Regions from separate parts of the Homo sapiens genome. Here region 1 is linked to region 2. A link is a loop called in an ENCODE intact Hi-C map of the cell type or tissue named here. Cell type or tissue: mammary epithelial cell. All regions are shown on one strand.

Region 1 (8,000 bases), 97 kb after region 2:
GAACATTTATGTGCAAGTTTTTGTGTGGACATATATTTTCTTTTTTTGTGTGTGTATATATATACCCAGGAGTAGAATTTCTGAGTCATATAGTAACTCTATGTTTAATCATTTGAGGAACCACTAAACTATTTCCAAAGTGGCGGCATCATTTGACATTCCCACCAGCAATGTATGAGGATTCTAATTCCTCCACATCCTTGTCAACACTTGTTATTATCTGACTTTTTGATTCTAGCCACCCTAGTGGATGTAAAATGGTATCTCATTGTGGTTTTGATTTGCTTTTCTCTGTTAACTAATGATGCTGAACATCTTTTCATATGCTTGTTGACCATTCATATATCTTTGGACAGATGTTTATTCAAATCCTTTGTCCATTTTTAAATTGGGTTATTTGCCTTTTTATTGTTAAGTTATGAATTCTTTATTTATTTTAGATACTTATCTCTTGGATACATAATTTGAAAATATTTTCTCCCGTTCTGTAGATTATCTTTTCACTTTCTTGATGGTATTCCTTGGAGCACAAAATACTTTAATTTCAATGACATTCAACTTATCTATTTTTTCTTCGGTGTTGTATTTAAGAATCATTGCTTAACCCAATGTCACAAAGATTTATGCCTGTTTTCTTCTAAGATTTTTATATTTTTACCTTTTATATTTAGGTATATTATCTATTTTGAGTTGTATGTGATTTGAGATAGGGGTCCAACTTCATCCTTTTACATGTTATTATCTAGTTGTCTCAGCACCATTTGTTGGGAAAGAATATTCCTTCCCCATTGGCTTGTCTTGGTACCTTTGTCAAAGATTGGTTAGCCACAGAGGTATGATTTTATTTCTGGACATTCTATTCTATTCTATTCTATTCTATCCTATCCTATCCTATCCTATCCTATCCTATCCTATCCTATATCCTATCCTATATCCTATCCTATATCCTATCCCATATCCTATCCCATATCCTATCCCATATCCTATCCCATATCCTATCCCATCCTATCCTATCCTATATCCTATCCCATATCCCATATCCTATCCTATCCCCTATCCTATATCCTATCCTATCCCATATCCTATCCTATCCTATCCCATATCCTATCCTATCCTATCCCATATCCTATCCTATCCTATCCCATATCCTATCCTATCCTATCCCATATCCTATCCTATCCTATCCTATCCCATATCCTATCCTATCCTATATCCTATCCTATCCTATCCTATCCTATATCCTATCCTATCCTATCCTATATCCTATCCTATCCTATCCTATCCTATATCCTATCCTATCCTATATCCTATCCTATCCTATCCTATATCCTATCCTATCCTATCCTATATCCTGTCCTATCCTATCCTATATCCTATCCTATCCTATCCTATATCCTATCCTATCCTATCCTATATCCTATCCTATCCTATCCTATATCCTATCCTATCCTATCCTATCCTATCCTATCCTATATCCTATCCTTTCCTATCCTATATCCTATCCTATCCTATCCTATATCCTATCCTATCCTATCCTATATCCTATCCTATCCTATCCTATATCCTATCCTATCCTATCCTATATCCTATCCTATCCTATCCTATATCCTATCCTATCCTATCCTATCCTATCCTATCCTATATCCTATCCTATCCTATCCTATATCCTATCCTATCTTATCCTATCCTATCCTATATCCTATCCTATCCTATCCTATCCTATCCATATCCTATCCTATCCTATCCTATCCTATATCCTATCCTATCCTATATCCTATCCTATCCTATCCTATCCTATCCTATCCTATCCTATCCTATATCCTATCCTATCCTATCCTATATCCTATCCTATCCTATCCTATATCCTATCCTATCCTATCCTGTATCCTATCCTATCCTATCCTATATCCTATCCTATCCTATCCTATATCCTATCCTATCCTATCCTATATCCTATCCTATCCTATACTATATCCTATCCTACCCTACCCTACCCTACCCTACCCTACCCTATCCTACCCTATCCTATCCATCTATTTTTTAGGTCTGTTTTGTCTGTTCTTGCACCAATTTCATACTGCTTTGATTCTCATTGTTTTATAGTAGTTTTGAAATCAGGAACTGTGAGTCTTCTTACTTTTTACTTTTTTTAAGATTTGGCTATTCTGGATTCCTGGCAATTCCATATGAATTTTAGAATCAGCTTGTTAGTTTCCACAAAGAAGTCAGCTGAGATTCGGATAGGGATTGCCTGAGTTTGTAGATCAATTTGGGGAGTATTGCCATCTTAACAGTATTAAGTCTTCCAATCCATGAACATGGAATATTTTTTCATTCATTTAGGTCTTCCTTAGTTGTTTTCAACAGTTTTTTTGTGGTTTTCTGAGGATAAGTTTTGCACTTCTTTTGTTAAGTTTATTTCTAAGTATTTTATTTGCTACTGTTGTGAGTTGTTTTCTTAATTTTATGTTTGGATTGTTCATTGCAAGTGTATAGAAATATGGTTTTTTAAAAGTATTAAACTTGTATTCTGTAACCTTGCTGAACTCATTTATTAGTTCTGATATATATATTTAGGTAGATTATTTAGGGTTTCCTATATATAAGATCTATAATCTATTATATGAATAAAGATCCTTTCCAATATGGATTCCTTTTATTTATTTTTTCTTTCTTAACTGCCCTGGTTAGAACCTCCAGTACAATGTTGAATAGAAGTGGTGAGGGTGGACATGTACCACTTATCTCTCCTGGCCAAAATTATTTATGTCTTTGCTTAATAAAAACATTGAGTTGCTATTGTTATTGTTGTAGCTAGCTAAATTCATATTATTAACTTCTAGTTTCAGCATATTATCTTTAGAGAATGTAAATTGTACACTTTTGGTGGGTCACCTTTAGAGTTTTCTCTATTTCAATGTACATGGTTTTGTGAAAAAAAGACTGCATCTAGAGTTTGAGATATGCCTTTTATCCTACGTCAATATCTTAAATAGTCATTTAAGGAAACATCATAAAGTTACAGATTAAATGCTTTTGAGGATGTTTATGACCTCTCAAAACTCAACTCAAAAACCATAGCATTGAAATTGGGGGTTTAATATGCCTTTGCCAGAGTTACATCATTTGTAATTTCTTTCCCAGAATGGAGATAACCTGGTATACATATGAATATATATTGAGGGAATAAGGCTTGGGTGTGGCCATAATTAAGCCCCATATAGAGCAGCCAGTCATATTCAGCTGAGGGGTCTTTACTGTATATTCATAGATCCTTAGGTGGGTGGAAGAAGGTCGCAGAATGTTTGGAACGTATTTCTGACCCAGCTGAAGACAGCATTAGATCAAAACATAAAAGATGAAGGAGATAAAAAATGATAGACAACACTCTGTGCTAGATACTGTTCTAATCTTTACAAAATGTGCATGTTTAATCTCCACCACCATTCTTTAAAGTATCTGCATTTTACAGTGGAGGAAAGTGAGGTGCATAGACATTAAATAACTCACTCAAGTTCACACAGCTAACAAGTGACAGAGCTGGGATTTGAGCCTAGGCGGACTGACTTCTAAGCTGTGCTCTGACCACTAAGCTACAGTGCAGTGAAGATCAGTGGCAGAGGAGTGGTCAGGAGACTGCTGGCTTTGGGGGCTTCACAGAGAAGTTATTTGGTATCCCTGAGTTTCTCACACAGATTATCAAGAAGGAAACAGGGAGATTTCAGGCTGCATTTGGGAGGAGGGCTGGGAAAATATCTGGGTTAGATTTGTCATAGGGTCTTTAACATGTTCTTTTGCTTCAAAGGCTAGGAGAAAAGCCGTGGAAGCTCCATTCACTTATTGTAAATACTAATACTTTCTCTGAGCATAGGTACACTTCTGTCTACTTTCAGGGTGTGCCCAAGAAGTTGGTTCCCCTTATCTCCCTTCCAATTTTGTTCCTGGAAATTAAGCGTCCATGGGTATAAATGTTTTTCTGCTTTCTAAACAGTACCTTACCTGTTAGGGAGATTCCAAACTGTTCATTTCTGCTTTATATTTTTTGAATACCTTATGCTATTAGCTACACACATACAGATTTTTATGTATTTTTATATCTTCCTGGTGAATTTATCTTATGTGAGTATAGCTACACTAGATTTCTTTTAGTTGGCATTTTTATAGTCTATTTTTTTCTACCTTTTTACCTTTAATTTTTCTGGGTCCATATTTTTCAGGTGCATTTCTTATAAGCAGTACATAGTCAGGTTTATTTTTTAATCCAGTGTTTGAATTTTAATTGGAATGTTTAGTTTATTTACATTTAATATAGTTACCAATTTAGTTGGGTCGAAATCTCTCATTTGTCACATTTTTTAATGTTTCTTTTTCTCTCCTTTTGTGCTTTATTTTGGTTCAATTAAGTTCTTTTTATTTTCCCATTTCCCCCTCCTTTTAGATTATTGGTTATACATTATTTTACTTTTATTTTAATGGTTACTTTAGAGATTACAACATGCATTCTTGAGTTATTAAGGTCTAATAAAAATGAATAGACTTACCACTTTCTAAGCAATGGAAGAGGTCTTTGAACACTTTACCTCTATTTGCCCATGCCCCTTCCCTAGTATATATGTTATTGCTGTTGGGTATTTTAGTTCTTTAAATATTTTTATACCACATAAGACATTATTGTTTTTATTGTTTTATATTTGTTTATGGTTATTCTTTTTTTTTTTTTTTGAGATGGAGTCTTGCTCTGTTGTCCAGGCTGGAGTGCAGTGGTGTGATCTTGGCTCACTGCAACCTCTGCCTCCCAGGTGCAAGTAATTCTCCTGTTTCAGCCTCCCAAGTAGCTGGGACTACAGGCGCCGGCCACCAGGCCCAGCTACTTTTTATATTTTTAGTAGAGACAGGGTTTCACTATATTAGGCTGGTCTTGAACTCCTGACTTCAGGTGATCCACCTGCCTCAGCCTCCCAAAGTGCTGGGATTACAGGCATGAGCCATCGCACCCGGCCTGTTTACAGTTATTCTTTCTGATACTGTTTATTCCTTTGTCATCCCATGTGAGATCATGTTCCTGCCTGAAGAGTACCATTTAGTATAACTTGTAGTGTGTAGCTTTTTCTGCTGAATTATTTCCCCTTTTGTTTGGCTGCAAAGTGTCCCTATTCTGTATTAATTTAGGATATTTTCAGTGGATATAGAATTTAGGTGCAAAAGTCCTTAAGAAAATACCAGTGAGTAGAATCCTACAATATTTCTAAAAAATGATACACTATCTGGTAAATTTATCCATCCAATTTATCCAGGAATTTAGACGTCCATCCATCTGTCCATCCATCCATCCATCCGTCTATCCATCCACCCATCCAATTTGGTCGTCTACTATGTGTCAAGTATTGAGCTTGATGTCAAATATTTAGTGGTGAAGAAGACAGATATAATTCCTACCTTCATGGAGCTTACTATCTAGTGGAGAAGACAGATATTAACCTAGTAAAAAATATACATATAATATAAATTGTGGTAAGTTCTATGAAGGAAATGAACATAATATTGGATGGAGAATAACTAGAGTGGAAGGGGTATTCAGGGTAGTGGAGTGGACTTACATGTAGGAGTCTCTTGAGGTGACATTTAACTGAGACCTGAAGGAAAAGGAGCCAGTCATAGAAGGGCTGGGGTGGGGTGTGAGAAAGAATTTTTCAGAAAAGCAAGGTTTAATGTTAATACAATTTAATTTTGATATAATTTAATATTGATATAATGTGTTACCTTATAAATAATAGTGGGGAGCCCATATGATTTACCTTAAGAGATACCCAAGAGGCATTTGTTCTAGTCCAGGCTCTTTTGGTTTTAGGAAATAAAAATGCATTCAAGCTGGCTCAGGTGAAAAGAGGATTTTTTTGTTTGTTTGTTTGTTTTTTTGAGATGGAGTCTTGCTCTGTCACCCAGGCTGGAATGCAGTGGCATGGTCTCGGCTCATTGCAACCTCCACCTCCCGGGTTCAGGCAATTCTCGTGCCTCAGCCTCCTGAGTATCCTGGATTACAGGTATGTGCCACCACACCCGGCTAATTTTTATATTTTTAGTAGAGATGGGGTTTCGCTACATTGGCCAGGCTGGTCTTGAACTCCTGACCTCAAGTGATCTGCCTGCCTTGGCCTCCCAAAGTGCTGGGATTACAGGCGTGAGCCACTGCGCTGGGCTGAAAAGAGGATTCTTGTAAAGGCTCAGGGCTCAATAGAGCAGAGGTGGCTGTGAGCCAGGTACCACAAGAACAAGAACGAAAAAGTGCTTGAGAATGGGTGTGACTTTCTCTCTTCCTATTAGACGTGCTGTTTCTTTTTCTCTGTGAATCTGCCTCATTGTTTCCTTTTGCAAAATGGCTTCCTCAGCTTAGCCACCTGCTTGCTCATGGCCCACCATTGATGGCCCCATTCCCTCAGCCCCATTTTCTCTGTCACAGACTTTCTTCTTCAAAGGAATTCATGGACTAACCAGAGACCTATGACTTGTGTGACCAATACATTGACCCCTCAGGGTCCTCAGGGCCTGCCACAGTCCAGTAACTGCGTCTGGAACAAAGGGACGGGATATCTGGGAAGAAGGGAGGGTCTCTGGCCGACATCTTGGAAGGTGTTAGAGGCACACAGAATCCACATTTGGCAGAACGCCCAATGGCCATTGCTTGAATCGGTATTCTACGGAATCAGAATATCTGCATCTTCAAAAGAACTTTTGGTTATGAGAAGAGAATCTGAATTTCATGAAAAAACTGATTATTACAATTTTATTGTTAAAAATTAATAATTGTAGCAGATGCTATTTTCGCCACATCATACGCCCTCAGACCACCTAATTTCAGTTGCAGCTTTGGAAAAGCTTCCTGTGCTCAGTAGCAGTGTCACGTATCAGGCCCCTAAGATTTGTGCTGTGTGTGTGTGTGTGTGTGTGTGGTGGGGGTGGAGGATTAATGACCCTATGGCAACTCTCACCATTGGGTGATGGAAGTCAGTAGTTAATGCCTTCTGATGTTCAGAGGCTCAATTCAGAGGTGGCATTCTACATATTTCCTCAGTGAGTGTCCAGTAGGATTGAGTCCCAATTTTGCATATTGGTAGTCAGCTCACTGCTAATTTCCCATTGCTGACTTTTCCTCATTCTCTGTCTCAGTCTTCTTAGTCTCTCACTCCTGCTTCCTGAGATTGCCTCTAAAATAAAAGATCTGCCCCAAATTATTATCTGAGGCCCTGTCTTTGGGGGAACCCAGATTTAAAAATTTTGTATTGTAGAGGAGGGACAGAATTTTGTAGCAAACTCAGTTGCTGGGTCGCTCTTAGACTCATTGTTCTGCCTATTCCTAACACTAAATAGATGTTCTGTTTTGGCTGATAGAGATTATATTCACATCATTGCCTGTTTGGATCAGAGGCCTCTCAAGGGAGCAGATTAGACTTCAAAGAAACCAACCACAAGAAGGAAATCTTGTAGAGGAAAGCTTTCTGAGAAACCTCCTCCCATCTTTCTCCTCTCCTTTGTCTTTGTGTGCAACTTCCTCCACTCTAGTCTGAGCTCAGGGCTCAGGCCAGGCTGCTTCCTGTTGGCAGGTTGCTGGGGTGTAGACTGTCAGACAGCAAATAAAAAGAGCTATGAAATCATAACCATTCTCTAAAGAGTTAACTCTTCTGTGTGAGACTAACACAGAGGGTAGAATGGATGTGATTAAAAATTTTTGTCAAATCCACCTAGGCTGTGACAGAATTCTTGGTAAGTCATGGGTCAGAACATACAATGTATTTTTGCCTAGAAGCAAAGCTCCTCATGGTAGATGGGGAACCAGGGAGGGTCGCAAAGACCTATTTGACCTTCAAGGGGTCTGATTATAGCACCCAACACAACATACCAATAATGCAGTCCCACAAGACCCAGGGATCCCATATGACACTGTTCTCTTACCTCCAGAGACATACGGTGGTCCACCCAAAGCCTCATATCTCTGACGATTTTTT
Region 2 (8,000 bases):
ACAAAAAATTTTTTAAAAATTAGCCAGGCATTGTGGCATGCACCTGTAGTCCCAGCTACTGGAGGCTGAAGGGGCTGCTGCTGAGGTAGGAGGTAGGAGGATTGCTTGGGTGTGGGAGTTTGAGGCTGCAGTGAGCCATCATCGTGCCTCTGCACTCCAGCCTAGGCAATAAAGCAAGACCCTTTCTAAAAAAAAAAAAAAAAAAATTCTACACATTCCTTAAGTTTGAATATACCTGCTCTAGGCTGCACTATCGGAGACTACACCCTCTGCTGGTGGCGGGCGGGGTGGGGGGGTCCCTTTGGGTTTCTGTGCTCACTACCATGCCTTTCCAACCATCCCTTGCTTTCTAGACTTCTCTACTGTGTCACACCTTCTAATCCACAATTGGAATCTGACAACCAACCAATGCCAACCTGTGGGCTTTGCTGGTGGGTGAGTGAGGGCTTAGGCAAGTCCCTTGGGCACAGGGAGAATGAATGAACCTGAAGTTGGCACCATAGTTTTGCATGTGTCTCCAGGTCCCAGTAGCAGGGGTCACTGTATGTAAGGTTATAACCAGGGTGCCAGCTTTTCACCAGCTTCCTGGTGTTAGTGCAGGGAAATCGGGGTGGCTTGGCGCCCATGAGGGACCAGTGGGCTGATGGGAGTCACAGGTAGAATCAGAAGTACTAAAGCTATTCCTGGAATTTTTTTTTTTAGACCGAGTCTCGCTCTGTTGCCCAGGCTGGATTGCAGTGGCACGATCTCGGCTCACTGCAGCCTCCATCTCCCAGGTTCAAGTGATCCTCCTGCCTCAACCCCCCTAGTAGCTGGGGTTACAGGCATGCGCCACCGTGCCTAGCTAATTTTTGTATTTTTAGTAGAGACAGTTTTCGCCATGTTGGCCAGGATGGTCTTGACTCCTGACCTCAGGTGATTCACCTGCCTTGGCCTCCCAAAGTGCTGGGATTACAGGCATGAGCCACCGTGTCCAGCCTGGAATTTTTTTAATTTAAAAAATATTTTGGGCCAGGCATGGTAGCTCAACGCCTGTAAGCCCTGCACTTTGGGAGACTGAGGCGGGTGGATCGCTTGAGCCTAGGAGTTTGAGACCAGCCTGGGCAACATGGTGAAATCCCATCTCTACAAAACAAACAAACAAACAGACAAACAAAAAAACAACCACACCAACCCTCCTGCCCCAAATTAGTCAGGCATATTGGCACATGCTTGTAGTCTCAGCTACTTGGAAGGCTGAGGCGGGAGGATCAGCTGATCCCAGGGAGGTCAAGGCTGCAGTGAGATGTGATTGTGCCTCTGCACTCCAGGCTGGGTGACAGAGCAAGACCCTGTCTCAAAAAACAAAAACAATAACCAAAAAACCCCCAAAACAAACTAAGAAAATATTTTAAAATATTTGCTCAATGGAGCTATGCCTAGTCGAGCTGAATGGATCTGACTTTGTTGTGGCTTCTGCCAGCTTCGTCACAGCAAGTGGGAGCCTGCCCACACTTTGAGTCTATTGCTTGCTGGGACTAAGGACACATTGAGGCAATTTAGGCCCACCCAATTAGACTGAAGGTTATTTATAAACTCCCTAGATGGTTATGCATATTAATAATCAAATCTCTAAATAATGGCCAAGGACCTGATCTCTGTTTTTAAAAATTTAATTATTATTATTATTTTTTGAGACAGGGTCTCACTCTGTCACTCAGGCTGGAGTGCAGTGGTGCGATCTCTGCTCACTGCAACCTCTGCTTCCTGGGTTCAAGCCATTCTCGTGGCTTGGCCTCCCAAGTAGCTGGGACTACAGGCACACACCATCATGCCCGGCTAGCTTCTTTATTTTTAGTAGAGATGGGGTTTCGCCATGTTGGCCAGGCTGGTCTTGAACTCCTGACCTCAGATGATTTGCCCACCTTGGCCTCCCAGAGTGTTGGGATTACAGGCATGAGCCACTGCAACCGGCCGTGATCTCTGTTTTAAATACTCAACATCTTAAAAATTCCAGCATGGTGGCTTATGTCTGTAGTCCCAGCACTTTGGGAGGCCGAGGCCAGAGGATTGCTTGAGGCCAGGAGTTTGAGACCAGCCTGGCTAACACAGTGAGACTCCATCTCTACAAAAAAGGAAAAAAAAAAATATATATATATATATATACAAATTCCAGGAATTTCTTCTGATTCTGCCTGTGACTCCCAGCAGCCACTGGCCCCTCGTGGGCCCCAGACTCCCCTCGGGATCAGAGACCAGCAGGTACTTAGCATGCCCGTGAATCTTCTCTAAGTGTTTTCTTCCTGAAAACCTGAAGCAAAGAATGACTTACCATCTTGGGCAGGTTATTTCCCCTTCTTGGCTTCAGTTTTCCCCACTGAAGATGAGGTTAAATCAGTGTTTCTAAATCTCTCATCTGTGAAGTGATCCTAAACATCCTAAAACCAACTCAAACATTCTAAAACCAAAACCAAACTCTCAAAGCAATCCAGACAGTATTTTTTCTTACATGTATTGAAGAACATGTAATAAAATAGAAAGACATATATATATTGTGTGTGTATATTTTTTTACATAATAAACTATCCTTAAGGAACAGTGACCCAGGCCTGGAAACATGAGGTTGAGCTTGCTAGGCAGAGATAGGCACTGATTACCAACTGATAGTGGGGTTGATGGTACTGCTCTATGTTAGGTCTCTTGTCTTGTAATTATTACACTTTTTTTGTCATAAATTGTGCTTTTCATTCTTAATGCAATAAAATGATTTAATCTAATATTTTCACTTTATTATGAGATAAAACAACATGTAAATAAACTTTGCATCTTGTTGAGCATTTAACTCTCCTATGAGACAATTTTGTCTGCTTAATTGAATCCAAGTGACCTACCAGCATTCTGTCAAGGCATGATGATGATTTTAACAAAGTGTTCTTGTCAAATTTCTTAAGAAAGCACTGAATTTTAGGATCTCTAACGTTTCTTTTAGGCCAGTGAATTTATACTAATATGGATGTAATTCTGGGAAAGAAAAAAGAAGAAAGAGGCAGAGACTTTATCTAGTAGGAATTTAGTTACCTACCAATCAAAGTAAAGTCTGAGCATGCATGTGTGTGTACCTGTGTGTGCAGTGAGTGAACGAGAAAAACATGCAGGTATGACAAGGCTTAAAGTATTCTGAATAGATAGGCCTGTCCTGGAGCTTATCAGGAAACGCCTTGTCTAACGAACCTTTTCAGGACTTCTGCCACAGCCACACACATACCCAGATACACAGACACATACAGCCAGACACAGACACAGACATACACACATGTGCATGCACACACACACACACTCCTCAGAAATACAACCTCTTTTTAAAGAAATGAAGGCATTTCCAGCCTTGCTTTTTACTTTACAGGAGGCCTGGATGAGCTTTCTTGACAATCAGGGCTATTTCCGGTTACATCCGTGGTGCAGTGAAGATGTCTCAGGATTCTGACCAATTAGGTCTTTGGATGAGTTAACTTTTTTTTTTTTTTTTTAAAGACAGGGTCTCCTGTCACCCAGGCTGGAGTGCAGGCCTTTGCATGACAGTTAACCTAAAATTTTTTTTTAAAGAGATGGGGTCTCGCTATGTTGCCCAGGCTGGTCTTGACCTCCTGGCTCAAGTAATCCTCCTTCCATGTTCTCCCAAAGCACTGGGATTATGGGCGTGAGCCACCATGCCCAGCCCTAAGTTTCAATACTCATACAATCCTCCCTATGACTCAGTAGATCTCAAACTTTAGTGCGTTTATAATTCCTTTGGGGGGCTGGGTTAAGATACAGAGTCTTGGGCCCCCTGCCTTACGTTTGAACTGTGGCCAAGGGATCTGTGTTTTTACAAGCCCCCATGTGATGCTGATGCAGGAGTTTTATGGAGAAACATACCATCAAACTGTCTCAGAAATTCCATTAATTACTGAGAGGATCAAGGCACCAAGTATTATAGTAAAAGTATCCAAGAACCATCTAGAACACCGCTTTTCTAGGAGTTGCCTCCCTTCTTGTTCTCACAAGCAGAAGGCATTTCTGTTCCTCTGCTTTAGATGACAAAGCTAAATGGGTGCACCTGTAACTTGCTTATAAGGTACTATAATTTCCAGCCTCTTTGACTCACTGAGATGATCCTAGTGGAGTTTGGTTTTTGTAGTTTCTGGAATTGCAACAATAATCTAGCTTCTTAAAACTTTAAAAACTTTACATGATGCACAGAAACAAATACATTTTATTACTTGATCCAGTATACACATATGCAAACACACACATTTATTGAAAAAAGTTTCTCCACAAAACTTTTGTTATTACATTTTCCATTCTATTCTGTTCTCTACCAGTTAATTCTTAAAAATCAATGCTGGTCATGACACACTTGAATGATTTCATGACCCACTGATCTAGTTATCTATTGCTGCATAACAAATCATTCCAACATGATGACCTAAAGCAACAGTAATTATTTCAGTATCTTTCATGGTTTCTTTGGGGCAGCAATTTGGGAAGGGCTCAGTAGGGCCGTTCTGATTTAGGTGTCTCATGTGACTGTGGTCAGTAGCTGGGGCTGGAAGTGACAGACTGAATTAGCTATCTCTCTCTCCAGGTAGCATCCCCGTGTGGTCTCAGTGTGGGCTTCCTTGTGCATGGCAGCCTCAGGGCAGTTGAACTGATTAAGGTGCCTCAGAGCTCCAAGTGGAAGTCATATAGCATCATTTTCTCCAGAATCACAAGCCCACTCCAATGCAGCGAAGGGAACATAGACTCTACTTCATAATGGGTGGAGTGTCAAAGTCCCATTGTAAGAACAGCAGGTGGGATGGGACATACGAGTCACCTTTGGAAAATGAATTAGCCACATCGAGAGCACCACTGCAATTTGAAAAGTACTCCTCTAGAGGGCACTGTTGTCATGTGACGCTGGATCCATTTGACTGGGGAATGGGGTGGAGTGATGGGAAGTGTGTTGGGGAGACAGAATAAGGAATTTGGGTGTTGGCAAAGGGGCGGCTTATCCTTTTTGAATTGATCATTCCTTCTGTTGCATAGAACTTGTGATGGCAGTGATGGGGGGGTGTGGCCATGTGGATGTCCTAAGGGAGGGGAACCCAGCAAAGGAGAAGGGGGGCTAGTGACCAGCTTGCAGGGCTTTAAGCCTCTGTGCATTCTCCCCAGTGCCTAGCAGAAGTCCTTGCCCATGGATCAATTTGACAGCTAAGAATAAAGTGTCCATGGGTCACCAGGCAGAAGTCTGAGCTTTGGGAAGGATAGCACCAAGCCTAGCACCCTCACAGTACCCACAATTTCCACCAAAGCATGGCTGGCTCCATACTTCTGGTGCTTGGGTGCTGGCAATGATGACTTGGAAGACTGATGCAGATGTATGAGTGGATGTGATTGTCCAGGAAGAGTGATAAATAAGGAGAAAGGGGCCAAGGAAAGAAAACTGGGGCTTCCACATTTAAAGAGAAAAAGAGGTGGCAGAGGAGGCTGGGAAGGCACGGTCAGAGATGCAGGAGCAAACCCAGTGAGATGGTGGCATGGGCTGGGATGGTTTCTAGGAGGCAGTGGCCCTCAGGGTCAAGTGCAGCTGCAAAATCAAGAAAAAAGGGAACCATCAGATGTGGCAATGAGGAGGTCCCTGGTGACTTTTATGATGCCATTTGCAGGAAACCAGGTAGGCAGGGCATTTAGGGAGTGCAGTAGAGATGGGAGGGAGGAGTGAAGGGCTATAACTTGAGAAGAGGGAAGGGTCATGAGGTTTTTGTTTTTTAAATCTTGGGTGAGACTAAGCTGGCACATAGGCAAGGGAAAGGAGATGGAATGAGAAACCAAAGACTAAAAGGGAATAACTGGGCTGGGCGTGGTGGCTCATGCCTGTAATCCCAGTACTTCAGGAGGCCAAAGCCGGCGGATCACTTGAGACCAGGAGTTTGAGACCAGCCTGGCCAACATGGCGAAAGCCCATCTCTACTAAACATACAAAAATTAGCTGGGTGTGGTGGCGCATGCCTGTAATCCCAGCTACTCGGAAGCTGAGGCATGACAATTGCTTGAACACAGGAGGCTGAATTGCTTGAATACAGGAGATCGCACCACTACACTCCAGCCTGGGAGACAGAGTGAGACTCCGTCTCAAAAAAAAAAAAAAAAAAAAAAAAGCGAACAAAAAAAGAGGAATAACTGATACGGCCTGGTGTGAGGCATGGGGTCCAGCATCCAGATGGAGGGGTCAGCCTTAGAGGGGTAAGGTGGGTGTTCCTTCTGAGAGAGATGGGAACTAATAAAACCAGGAAGAGATGAAGATTTAGGGAGAGGGGGTGGTCTGCTGAGCTAGTTCAAGTGAGCAGTGAGGATTGGGTAGATGGCTTGAGAAGAGTTTGTTAGAGATGAGTGAAAAGCCTGTTTAGCATCAACTCACACATATCTAGTACCTACTCTGTGTCACATGTTTTCACAAAAATGATTTTATCCTTACAACAGTATGTGAAACAGAAAACATCCTTATTTGCAGGCTCCAACCTCTTCCTTGTTGAGTGAGTTCCTTGCTTACCTGAGCATAAGAATGTGCTTGTGAGGAAAAGGAAGGTAAGGAATCCAGGTCAGTCCTGAAGCTCAGAGCAGCCTGGCATCGCCTAGCCCAGGGACCCTTGATGAGGCTGGTTGCCTACTTGAAACAAGGGAAAGCAACCATGATTCTGTTTTGAGTCTGGGAAGAGGGGCTAGCATGGGGGAATGGGTCCCTCAGACCTTTGCCCAAGGTCTAGTCAAAGGGAGGAGGGGGAGGTGGTGAACTCTGCCTTCAGGAATACACGTGGAGTGGGGTGCAGTGCAAATAGCAGGGCCCTACCATCCATGTCTTTCTAGCTTTGCACCCCTGGACAAGCCACTTTGTATAAGCCTTTGTTTCTTCATCTGCAAAAAGGGGATAATTCTATTAAATTTGTATATCTGTGGAATGCAAAGTACCTGGAAATCCTAGACACCCAATACCTGCTGTTATTATTTTTTTGAGGTGGAGTCTTACTCTGTTGCCCAGGCTGGAGTGCAGTGGCACAATCTCGGCTCACTGCAACCTCTGCCTCCTGGGTTCAAGTGATTCTCCTGCCTCAGCCTCCTGAGTAGCTGGGATTACAGGTGCGTGCCACCACACCCATCTAATTTTTAATATTTTTGGTAGAGATGGGGTTTCACCATGTTGGCCAGGCTGGTTTTGAACTCAAGTGATCCACTCGCCTCAGCTTCCCAAAGTGCTAGGATTACAGGCATGAGACACCACGCCTGGCCCCTCCTATTATTATTATCATCATCATCATTTCATTTACTATCTCAGAGAAAGTCAGGAACTCCTGACTCAAGATCAGGACTTTAAGAATGTGGTAAGATTTTGGAATCTTTGTAACTAACACAGACCCATTTTATCACTTTTTATGTCCCCTATGACCTTATAGTAATTAGCAGTCAAATCCTTAAAACTGAGATGCCTGGGTACTTTATTTTTTGAGAAGTAACAGAAAAAGGGAGCCGGGAAGACTGTCTTACTTCACTGCTTGGACTGGAGTGAGGAGAATCCAGAAGTCAGAGTGGCTGCAGCTGAGATGGAGAAGAACTTGCTGCTTAGAGGAAGGGGACTGTAAGTAGCCAAGATGGGTCTTGGGGTACAGCTGAAAGGAAGGCATTTGGAGGGACCTGGGTGATGCCAGCCACAGCCAAATCATTTCCAGAGGGAGGGCTTCCTTGCCACTTCCCTCCAATGTGCCACTTCTACTGCCTAGAGCCTGGATGACCACGGGGTCCTGTGCCTCCTTGTCTCTCTGTGCTCATCTTGCCTGTGTCACTCATCAGTCAGAAGTGCCTTCAGGGTGGGGACAGGAACTTGTTCACTGTTGAATCTCCAGTGCTTACTGCTCAGTGCCTTCCCTGTGGCCAATCCTCTGTAGATGTGATTCATTGACTGCCTGCATGTCTGAATGAGTGAATAAATGAATGAATGACTAATCATT

What was found. A loop is a pair of places that touch in the nucleus more often than their neighbours do. Peaks named below come from ENCODE experiments on the same cell type or tissue, not always from the same donor. Only the 100,000 strongest peaks of a DNase experiment are listed, where the experiment ranks them.
Region 1: it touches region 2 in a loop (5-fold over the local background); 2 of 110 quality-filtered maps call a loop at or near these places.

Annotation. Positions count from the first base shown.
Region 1 is chr2:70,433,293-70,441,292 of GRCh38, forward strand. It overlaps the pseudogene TRUND-NNN9-1. Among named protein-coding and RNA genes, the nearest start is that of TGFA-IT1, 44 kb to the right of the region's middle. In mammary epithelial cell, no CTCF peak of the experiment used is centred here; no DNase peak of the experiment used is centred here.
Region 2 is chr2:70,336,469-70,344,468 of GRCh38, forward strand. It overlaps the pseudogene BRD7P6. Among named protein-coding and RNA genes, the nearest start is that of FAM136A, 38 kb to the left of the region's middle. In mammary epithelial cell, a CTCF peak has its summit at 4,899 (motif pointing right); DNase peaks (open chromatin) are centred at 4,903 and 7,993; H3K27ac peaks cover 913 bases.